Regions from separate parts of the Homo sapiens genome. Here region 2 is linked to region 1. The links are chromatin loops, found by intact Hi-C in ENCODE. Cell type or tissue: OCI-LY7. All regions are shown on one strand. Each heading gives the region's core, and the rest is flanking DNA. Links, peaks and the distances in the headings are about the cores only.

Region 1 (5,388 bases), core at 250-5,249:
ATTCTTCTTTTGGTAACAGCCTTCTGGAGAATTATTTCCTCTCATTAGGTCCAAGCTGGTGAAGCTGTAAATCAAGGTGCCTGGCCTTCCTTGCCAACTTTGTGGACACATTGCTTAAGCTGGACATATTGGACTTTCTGTCCTGGGACTTTGTACTGTGAGCTGAGTAATGAAAAGTTGAAAAAAAAAATTGGGATATCTGTATTCCAACATTTTAGTCCCAACAACTCAGTTGCACAGTTGCTCTTACTGAGATTACTAGAATGCCTGGTTCTATCCTTTCTAGTGTTTCTTTTCATTCCCTTCATGCTCATGTCTTCCCACACAGTCCCCCAACCCCTCCTATAATTTTTTTTCTGCTTGAGTTAGTGAAATTTAATTCCGTTGCTTACAACCAAAGAACCCTAACCAAGTATGTCATCTACCAAAATGGAGACAGCCAAAGCCCAATGTCTAGCACTTAAAATTCTCAGTAAATCTTTGTGATATAAAAAAAAATTATTGTCCGGGCGCAGTGGCTCACGCCTGTAATCCCAGCACTTTGGGAAGCTGAGGCAGGCAGATCACGAGGTCAGGAGATCGAGACCATCCTGGCTAACGTGGTGAAACCCCGTCTCTACTAAAAATAAAAAAAAATTAGCTGGGCATGGTGGCGGGTGCCTGTAGTCCCAACTACTCGAGAGGCTGAGGTAGGAGAATGGCGTGAACCTAGGAGGCGGAGGTTGCAGTGAGCCAAGATCACACCACTGCACTCCAGCCTGGGCAACAGAGTGAGACTCCGTCTCAAAAAAAAAAAATTATTAAACCTCCATCTGCCTTGTTGATATACACTGTAGTTTAAGTTCATTCTCTTAATTCCATTAGGAATCAGAATTCTTTCATGTTTTATTTGCTTCCACTCTAAAAAATATTTATGCTCATCTTGTTCCAAAAATAAGATGATGTAATTGACATTTACATAGAAAATTGAAACAATGAAGGAAAAGTTAAAATGAAGGGTTTTTTTTCCAAAAAGAGTTATAAAACAAATTTAAAAGTCCATAATCCTGATCATCGGATTAATTTGTTTCAAACACTTCATTTCTGGTCTGCTATTCTACTCTGGTTTTCCCTTAGACTCACTTGGGAAGATTTTTTTTTTTAAATACATGTGACTAGCTCTCACTAAAGACCAGTTTTATCTGAAGATCTAGGTGTAGGACCTGGGATGCAAACATTTTCAAATGTATCGGGTAAATTCTGATGCACAATAAAGGTTGAGAGCTTGAGACTTAGGGATCCAATCAATCATGCAAGATGCTTAAAATGGAACGTTGATCTTCACATGATACTTGTCAAATGTAGAAAATTTTGTCTGGATTTGGAAACAAAAATGTGAGCATGAAGCTTCGGTAAAATAAACTCTCTTGAAAAACACTAATACTCTACAATTATTTTTCCATCAAAATAAAATAGTGCCAAGTACATAGCTTCTTCCAAGTAACAAATCTTTAAAACCAAAGTGAAATTTTGAAACCACTCCTTCAAATAGCATCCGTCCGGTAGACAGATGGCATGTTTTATTTCATTTCCCGTTTCTACTTGGTGGAGTTCATGGGGTATTTTGAGAATCAATGGGTAATTAAGAATTGGGTGCCAATTTAGGTATTTGATTTGGAAATTGAGTCTTTGAAAACCATCAATTCCAAATATAGCGCAAGCCCTCCTTATTATGCTATCCCAGAAACTGGTAATAAGAACACTCTAAAAATATTTAGAAATGCAGGAGCCAGATTTTCTGGGCTGCAGGTGGAGGACACACAGCTGCCAGGAAATGGAAGACACCTGCTATGTCCCTGAGCCCCCCTTTGGCGGGTAGTGGATGGAGGACAATAAGGTCTGCTGTAGTATTAATCTGGGTACTAAATAGTAATAAATAAATGTGATTTAAGAGCATTGTTGGGAGACCTTTCTGAAAGAGCATGCACAGTAGTCCTTGGTAGTAAGGAATCAAGGCTGGTAGCCCTAAGCCATTTTTGTTAAATGTAAAGAGTGCTGAAAAAGTTTCACACCTGCAACTACCAGTCAGTAGCACCTTAGGAGACATTACTTCATCAGACACGATTAACTCCTTGTTCTAGAGAGTTCAGCAGAAGTCTATAGAAATTTACAGTCTATGTGACATTGTGCTAGGCTGACAGGCATCAACCTGAGACTGAGGTGTGAAAAAAGATCACTTGAAAATCTTATTAAAAGGCAGATCTCTGAGGCTCAGCTTCACATATTCTGATTTACAAAAATTGTAGAGGAATCAGGAACCTGCACTTTATCAAGCATTCCAGGGGTACTTTTGGTACAAGTGGTCTGTAGGCAACACTTGGGGAAACCAATAATGATTAATATCATGCTTCCATTAAGGAAAGTTAATTTTAGGGAAAAAAGAGTATTTGAAAACCTGAGTAAAGAAGGATCTGGCAGGGGTTTCTGGCTCAAGTAAGAAAGCCTCAAAGAACAGGGAGTGATAGGTAAGTCCAGATTGCAAGATATTCCAGAAAGAAGGGGAGAACCAAAGGGAGGAGAGGTGAGCAGTTGCTAGGAACAAACCTCAGAATTACAAAACTTTTCCTAAGATCTATTCTGGGGAGGAGAACAGTTTGAGAAGTAAAAGACCATAAGGAAATATCGGATCATCCAACATTGACCAAATGTTACTACCAGTCAGCATTGCACCAGGTGCTTTAGAAATATCACCATCACTAATAGGTAGCTGCAGCCTATAGGTTAGGTGCGTGGACTCTAGGGGCAGTGGTTGCTCACGTATGCTGGTTATATCTGAAGTCACCTGGGAGCTTTGATAAATGCTGATGCCAAAGCTCCATGTAGAGAGTTTCTGGTATAATTGGTCTGGAGGATAACCTGAGCCTTTGTGTTTTTTCAATGCTCCTGGAAAGTGTTGAAAACTAATGCTCTAGAGCAGCACTTCTCAAACTTTAGGGTGTACCAGAACCACCTGGAGACCTAATAGAGAACACAGGCCCAGGCTTCTTGAGGTGGAACAGGGCCTGCCCTCTTGTGTTGACCAAGTGCCCCAGGTGATTCTGATACCTGCCAATTTTGATAAACACTGATCTTGAGGGAGACTGTGTAGGTTTGAATTGGACTTCACCACCATCAACTAGATACCCTGGGGCAAGTTACATACACCATGGGCTTCACTTTCCACACCTGTTAAGCCATGATAGTAGGACAACCCTGATGAGGGATGAATGTGAATGGCCCTGGAGACTCTTTCTTCTCACTTTCTGGTGAGCTTAGTGGAGAGCGGTCTCAGCAGCTCAGTTATCTCAATAGAAGAACAGGCTGATACCAGCTTCAGCCCCTTCTACCCACCTCTCACATAGCCACTTACCCCAGAAGAAAGCGTCCATTGTTTCGTAATCTCATAGATGTTCCCTGCATATTCTCTCCCAACCCTGACTCCCACCACAATTGTGTACAATCATAATTTTTCAAACTTCAGTGTGCATTGAACCACTTGGAAGACTTGATAAAACACAGATTTCTGGCCCCAATCCCAGAGTTTCAGTCTGTCGGTCTGAATATGGCCCGATAATTTGCATATCTAACAAGTTTTCAAGTAATGCTGATGCTAATCCAAGGTATACCTTGAAAACCATTGAAGTAGAACACACTGAGGACAGGGCTCCTCTCTGCAGAACCATTGGCCATGCTTAAGCAGTAGGATAATGAAAATCTGAGGATTGCGCAAACTGTGCCACTTCTCTGATTTCTCCTATAATCTCTTTTATGTTTGCACTGCAGAATGCTAATGGTATGTGTGTCCATCACTGTAGTGGGGATTTCCCATGTTATCACCTGTAAAATTGTTTAGAAATGAATCTAACAAATAGTCTGGGCCCTTAAATGAAAGACAACATTATTTTTAATTTGTCAAACTCATCTTATGCACCTGCTATGTGCTGGATATTTGGCTAGATGCTGCAACTACTATGATGAATGAAACACATTCCTTATATAATAAGAATTGATAGTCCAAAAGAAAATAAAAGCAAGTTCACAAATAATTATAATGCTATAAAACACACAACAATATAAAAAAATCTCTGGTGTGGGAAGGCTCCCATTAAGTTAGTTATCATTAGGGAAATGCAAAAGCCATGATCTACTAGTATTTTTGCTATCACCCAACTCCCACAGGAAATGTAAAAATCCATCCCCTCCCCTCCCCATTCTCCCTACCCCTGACTTCCAGTACCCACTGCAGAGATGTGATGCACTTGTATAGTATTCGACTGTATTCTATTCATCAAAGATAAACATAGTGGAGAAAATAGCATTAGTGAAATATCCATTAGATGTGGTTTCATCCTAAATTATTTCTGCCCATACTCGAGATGCTTGAAGTTTTAATCATTTTATTATCATTTGGTATTTACATAGAATCTTTTCTCAAAAAACCACCACCACTTTTTCAAGTATTATCTTCAAATGTCACATTCCTGAGCAATTAAAAAGAGTCACTGGCGTCCTCATTTTGGTGAAGGAGTCAAGAGATGGAGAGACATTAAGCAGTTCACCCTAGAACAGGGGCCAGGAACCAGAACTTCTGAATCAGAGGAATAGGACTCCACCTTCTGCTGTGTCGTAAGAAGCGAAAGATTTATACTCACCTAGGGGCACTCCTCACTCATTAACCCCCTCCACAAACAACCTGAGAGTGCCCAAAGGGACAACTGTTTGGAGCATAAAATAATAATAATAACAAATAAACCAGAGGCAAGGTATTATTTTTTCAGAAATCATGACATCATTGGAGAGAGGCATATTGTTCTTTTTACAGGATCATCACAAACAGACTACTTTAAATGGAGATACAAATATCCACGTTCATTCATGGGATACAGCAGCTTCTACTACCTGACTCCTGCTCCTTCCAAGAAGTGTTTATCCTTACGCAATGGGCTTCAACAATGTTTAATAAACGGTCTGGGCTAGACCACCCAGCTGCTGGTAAGAGGACAGAAACTAGCATTCCCAAGGCCCATGTTTTTCTATGCTGACAAGGTTGGGAAAGAATTAGTACTCTATGTTAAAATATCGGGACTTTTTTCATTTAAAATAAATTGCAGCCAGAGTCTTACAACAGAAATGTTAGTAAGTCTAGAGCAATTGGACGGGCAAATGGTTGGGTTTTCTCTCAAATACTTTGCTATAGCAGCTATCTACTAGAAAAACTACTTAATCAGAAGTAAAAATAAGGCCCAGGTCAGCCACCGTCCTTCTAGAACTTCCAGGGAAATCCAACTCTCTCAGTTCCCAGTTTATCAAAAAAGCAGCCAAAACATCAGCTTTTCAGCCCTGCCACCTAGTATATTTTCTTTCAAATGT
Region 2 (5,388 bases), core at 186-5,185, 110 kb before region 1:
CTGCTGCCATCAACCTACAGTCCACAGCACCCAGGTGCCTGTAGGCCCATGCCAAGCTGCCCTTACCCCCCTGCTCAGCTTCCCTTCCATGCTCATTGGTGCCCAAAGTTCAGAGGGGGCCAAGGTGGCAGGGGGCTGGCATGTCAGAGCTGCCCCAAGCATGCATACACACAGCCGAGGTGCAACAACACCCAGGTTCAGTTTCAACTTTGCTTCATAATTGGAAGAGGCATTAGGAGCGGCAAGAGGCCAGGCAGGGGAGCAGGCACTTCCAAGCTGGCAGGGAAGGGGGGCTTCCGGACCCCCGAGAGTGCAAAGATTCCTGGATGTGCAGCTGCAACTGAGTGGCTGCAGCTGCGCCTAGAAGGGTGAGGCTCCTGCCTGATCCCAGCTCCTGCTGGCTCCATGGGGTGCACAGCCCTGGTCATGCCTTCCCCACTGCAAGTGGCGTCATGGCAGTGGCTGCTCCAGATAGGCCATCACTGACATCAATGACATTCACCTTATAGTGCTCTTATGTGGAGAAAGTATTCTACTCCACAAGAAAGCTCTTAGAAAGCTCCAAATTACAATGAAAACTGATATTATTTTTTCAGTATTATTACATGTATAGATCAAAACTGTATTTGTCCAGAGCAAAGTTAGGTTTGACATAGTTTGGTTAAGGTGATGTGATTTTTTTAAATAAATATTATTGTTTATAGTCAATCCTAATTCATTCCAAAATAAGCATTCACTAAATGCTGCATGCTATATATATTGTGCTTACTGCTTTAAAGTGTTTGCAGGGAAATGTGTTTATATGACATTGTTCTTTCTCTAAAATAATTTCCCATCTCTAATGGTCAGACAAACCCATTCTGAAACTACAGTGAACATTTGAAGGTAATATGTGCATGTTTGTCTGTGTGTAATTTGTTTGACTGAGATTACCATTGGTAAAAATTTTAGCAGAGAAGCACATAAATGAGAGTGGTGTAGTCCTAGAAGGCTTTCCAGAACACAGATTTTATCTGGGCTGAAAAACTGGCAAGCATTTACGAAGGCAATGGGAGATTACATATTGTTGCAAGAAAAGTGGAGCATAGGCTGTTAGGCAGAAATGACCATTTTATGCCTAGGGGTTGCTGAACAAACCTAGACTACAACCACAATGCATGTTGTATGTGCCACATACTAGTGGGGGAAATGTTTGCGTTATTGTGCTGCAAACAAACAAGAAGGGGCCTTGAAAACCATGGGGTATAATTTGGATGTTTGTCCCCGCAAATATCATGTTGAAATGTAATCCCCAATGTTTGAGCTGGGGCCTGATGGGAGGTGATTGGATCATGAGTGTAGATTTCCCATGAATGGTTTAGCACCATCCTTTGGTGCTGTCTTTAGATAGTGAGGGAATTCTCATGAGATCTGGTTGTTTAAAAATGTGTGGCATCCCTGCTTCCTTTTCTCTCTTTCTCCCACTCTCACCGTGTGACGTACCCGCTCCCACTTTGCCTTCTGCCTTGAATAAAAGCTCCATGTGGCCTCCTAGGAAGTAGAGCAGGTGCTGGCACCATGCTTCCTGTACAGCCCATAGAACTGTGAACCAATTAAACCTCTTTTCTTTATAAATTACCCAGCCTAAGGTATTTCTTTATAGCAATGCAAGAATGGTCTAACACACCAGGCAAAAGGTGGTAGACTAGGTGTCATGTAAAATATTCAGTGACAAATGATTTCTCAGTACAGTGTTAACATATTTCAAATAAGTGGATTACACATAATTATTGTGGTCTGAGAAATGAGTAAGGATCTGAAGTTTGGGAAACCGAGGAAGAGAAGCCCAGCCAAATGCTTCTGTCAAGGTTGAAGTTATAAGTGTCTGAATTGGCTGATGGGACTTTAAATGGAAAGAGAAATGGCTAGAGGGACATTTGATAGAAACAAATATCGAAATTTCCTGATTAATGAAATGGGAAATATGATGATAGGGAATAATGCAAGGTTGCCTTTTGATGTAGGCTGGGCATGAGAAAGAACAGGGTAAGACCACTGACAAAGATGGACAATTTAGCTCGAATTTAGGAGAAGTACTTTAGCAGAAGTACTCGCCTAGATTTATCAATTTTAAGTTTTCAGGACACAATTAATTAGATTTAGAGCTCAAACTATAAGAACACAAATTCAAATCCTTTTTGATGGTTCAGAAAACTCTTCAAGACCATGGATACATACACTTCTTTTGCTCCCAGTCCACATTCAGATTAGACAAACTTTTAGAGCAAGAACTTTTTTCTTAATTACTGTGTGATACGTGTTTCTTCTTTACTCTGCATATGTGAGGTGGAATAACATGATGTTTACCTGTGTGTTCACTTGTATCTATAATGCTCACATAATCTTACACCCATTCCTTAGTATCAATCTGTGTGTTGAATGTGTGTGCAACTGTGTGTGACAAGAGGATAAACAGCCACAGATGTAGAGCATAAAAATAGAAGATGAATGTATTTCTATTTCCCTTGTATATTACAGTGAATAGTAGTTAAGAGACATGACCTTTCCTTTTCTCTGAGTCCAAATTAAAAAGTCACTGGGGCCTTTCTCATGAAGCTACAACTTAAGAACCTCGCCCTATCCTGAATGTTGAGGTGTGGTATGACCAGCATGAGTTTAAACCACCTCCCTTTACTCTTAAGATTCTCAATTCAAGGAAAAAGCTAGAGGTTGGAACAATATTGTTCAGTCAACACCCTCTCAAACCCTGGTGAGGATGAAAGGGTCCATAGCTCCTTTTTCATTCTTCGTGACAGTTAAGCCCTTGCTTTTCTTTAATACAGATTTAACCTAGGGCCTGTTCTTTTTCAATGTGATCCACTTGGCCGCACCCATTTGGAAGAGCCTATTACTCTGGTCAGGGTTGGTTTGGCTTGCTACAAGCTCTTGCTGCATTCTTTTTTTAGAGCCTGCCAAATGTGGGACAATGGGTGTGCCTTGTTGACATCCTGTGGTTCATCAGATATGTGGGATCATTCTGCAGTGCAACCTCTTTAGACGCTTACAGCTGTGCTAGGAGGTCCAAGTCAGCATGTCTGAGAGGAAGCCCAAACTCTGGTTCACATGAAGGGTCATTTAACCAAAATGCTTGTGGGAAATGGGAACACGGGCATGCCTTCCTTTAATGAAATACACGGGGCCCTCTTCATACCTAGATTAGTGATTTGCTATTGCAAATATTTGCCTATCTCTCCAAACCATAGTTTATCCCAAAAAGATGACTATATTACGTAGGCATTTAGACACAAGAACCACACACAAGATGGATTTCCTGTCAGTTCGGATTTTTAAAGTCCATGTTCCATTTTTGATTTGCCACATGAAGACAAAAAGCTACTCTCAAGGATAAGTTGGAGATTCGGGGAATATTAGTGTGCAGTTAAAATGGATACTCCATGTGGGAAAGACCCAGAAGACATAATTTTGGACTGGAGAAGGCAAGGATCACCAGGAGTTTGTCACTCAAATATGTTATCTAACAAACCCCCATCTTCTCCACAATTACAGGTTTAAGTTGATTAACAGTCTAATCTTATTAAGTGCAAATGCTCTCTCGGGTGGTTAGACTTCACTCACATTTCATTATGAAGTATTTCAATGAGATTTAAGCTTCTCTTTCTGAGAACCTGGGAGTCACAGGAAATTGGAGTGTTGAGGGAGAAGGTGAGGGGTATGCTTCATTCCTAAATCTATTGCAGGGAGTATAATCATCATTAACATGAATGAATAAAAATAAAATCACAGTTTCTCTCTGATCAGGATGCACTGAATATTTTTAACGTGAGAAATAGACTCTAACAGAAAGAGACAGAAAGAAAGAGAGAAAGAAATAGAGAGAGAGAGAAAGGTGTAAATCAAATGTGGCAAAAGTTGGTGCATTTCACCACTTGTGCAACCTTTCTGTAGATTTAAAAGTTTTCAAAATAAATAATTATTTTAAATAATGAAATCTCACACCTGATGAGTTTATTTTGAAATCATCGATGTTGTCAGCTAATGGTTGATGCCATTAATACTCATTTTTCATTCAGCAAAAAGAATGGGAACAGTATTTATGGAGGTGAGGAAGATGATATTACAGAACTAGGAGGTAAAATAAGAAGTGTATTGGAACCAGAAATTGGGAGGTGGGAAGTAGGATAGGAGACTGAAAATGAAAATAAGATAGAAGAAAATAGAACATTTCCACACTATCAATTTCACTAGAATTCCTACCTGTGAAATTTCTGCCATGGACTGAGGTGGACTGAACCTCAAATAGTAGATCCACCCTGGATTCTGAAGTTGAATTTCTCATCTTTCCTGATTTATTTTTTGTCTCATATTTCATTTCTTCAAGATAGATGATTGTTTTCTCCATTCAGCACTTGTTTCCCCAATTAAAAAGGAGAGAACCTTTGATTTGTCTCCCTTGCTTCTCTTCTTTCATCAATTCTGACCTGCAATTCTGAGAGTGCCTTATTTTAACATGATCAGTGAAGGTCATGAGCCACCTTTTTGAGCACCTGTGCTCAGCATCTTTCACACAATTACACTAATTTTCACAAAAGAGACAACGGAGGGTCAGAGAAGTTATATAATTCATCCAACTTCATATATAATACATTCCAAAGCTGTGATCACAATCCATAGCGGTACCCTTCCAAAGCCCCCTGTTTTGAAGGTAAACACGACATTTTGGAGAAGTGGCTTAAAAGGAAAGGAAATCAAAGGGCTGCAAACACTCTATACTTAATTGTAAAGAAGATTTAAACTTTCTATTGAATTTCATGATAAAATTAATGCCAATGCCTTGACAGAAATGAAAAGTAAATCTTTAAATTTAAGTAAAATACAGGTTGAAATGATTTTCATAGCTCTCCCACATTGATTTTTGTTGAATTAATAGACTTACCTCAGGATGGGACTTGGAGACGGATGACCCAATTCTGAGCTCTGGTCTTGGTCTGTGCCCTGGGAAAAGTCTCTTCAACTGTCTCCACCTTGATTCCCCTCTTCGTACAGTGGGCTTAGCAAGAAATTCCCATCTTTTCTTCTTCTCAGGAGCTACTGTGAGCACTGAGACAGTGACTGCAAGACACTTCCCCAATCTTCCTAAATAAAGGGCAGCCTACAATTGTTATTATTACTTGAGGCAAACATAAAAATTGGCAGTATTTTTGTACCATTTTCATGATACTCACATATTTTCTTCTTTATTTTTATAGCATAAAATATCAAAATCCTTAGAATTTCTCCTACGACTGTGGTTTCTTAATGTCATAATTTTAAAATCTGAACTTAACTTCTTGTTCAGTTCAACTATTTCCAAATCACAGGTGATCATAGAAATTATTTAGATATTAATCA

The links. Peaks named below come from ENCODE experiments on the same cell type or tissue, not always from the same donor. Only the 100,000 strongest peaks of a DNase experiment are listed, where the experiment ranks them.
Region 2: a loop joins it to region 1, with 5 times the contacts of the local background. A loop is called at or near these places in 2 of 110 quality-filtered maps.

What each region holds. Positions count from the first base shown.
Region 1 is chr20:7,754,205-7,759,592 of GRCh38, forward strand. No RefSeq gene overlaps it. Among named protein-coding and RNA genes, the nearest start is that of HAO1, 180 kb to the right of the region's middle. In OCI-LY7, for the core only: a CTCF peak has its summit at 2,783; DNase peaks (open chromatin) are centred at 1,567 and 1,827; H3K4me3 peaks cover 1,154 bases; H3K27ac peaks cover 2,701 bases.
Region 2 is chr20:7,647,666-7,653,053 of GRCh38, forward strand. No RefSeq gene overlaps it. Among named protein-coding and RNA genes, the nearest start is that of MIR8062, 280 kb to the left of the region's middle. In OCI-LY7, for the core only: no CTCF peak of the experiment used is centred there; DNase peaks (open chromatin) are centred at 2,596 and 2,946; H3K4me3 peaks cover 1,541 bases; H3K27ac peaks cover 2,929 bases.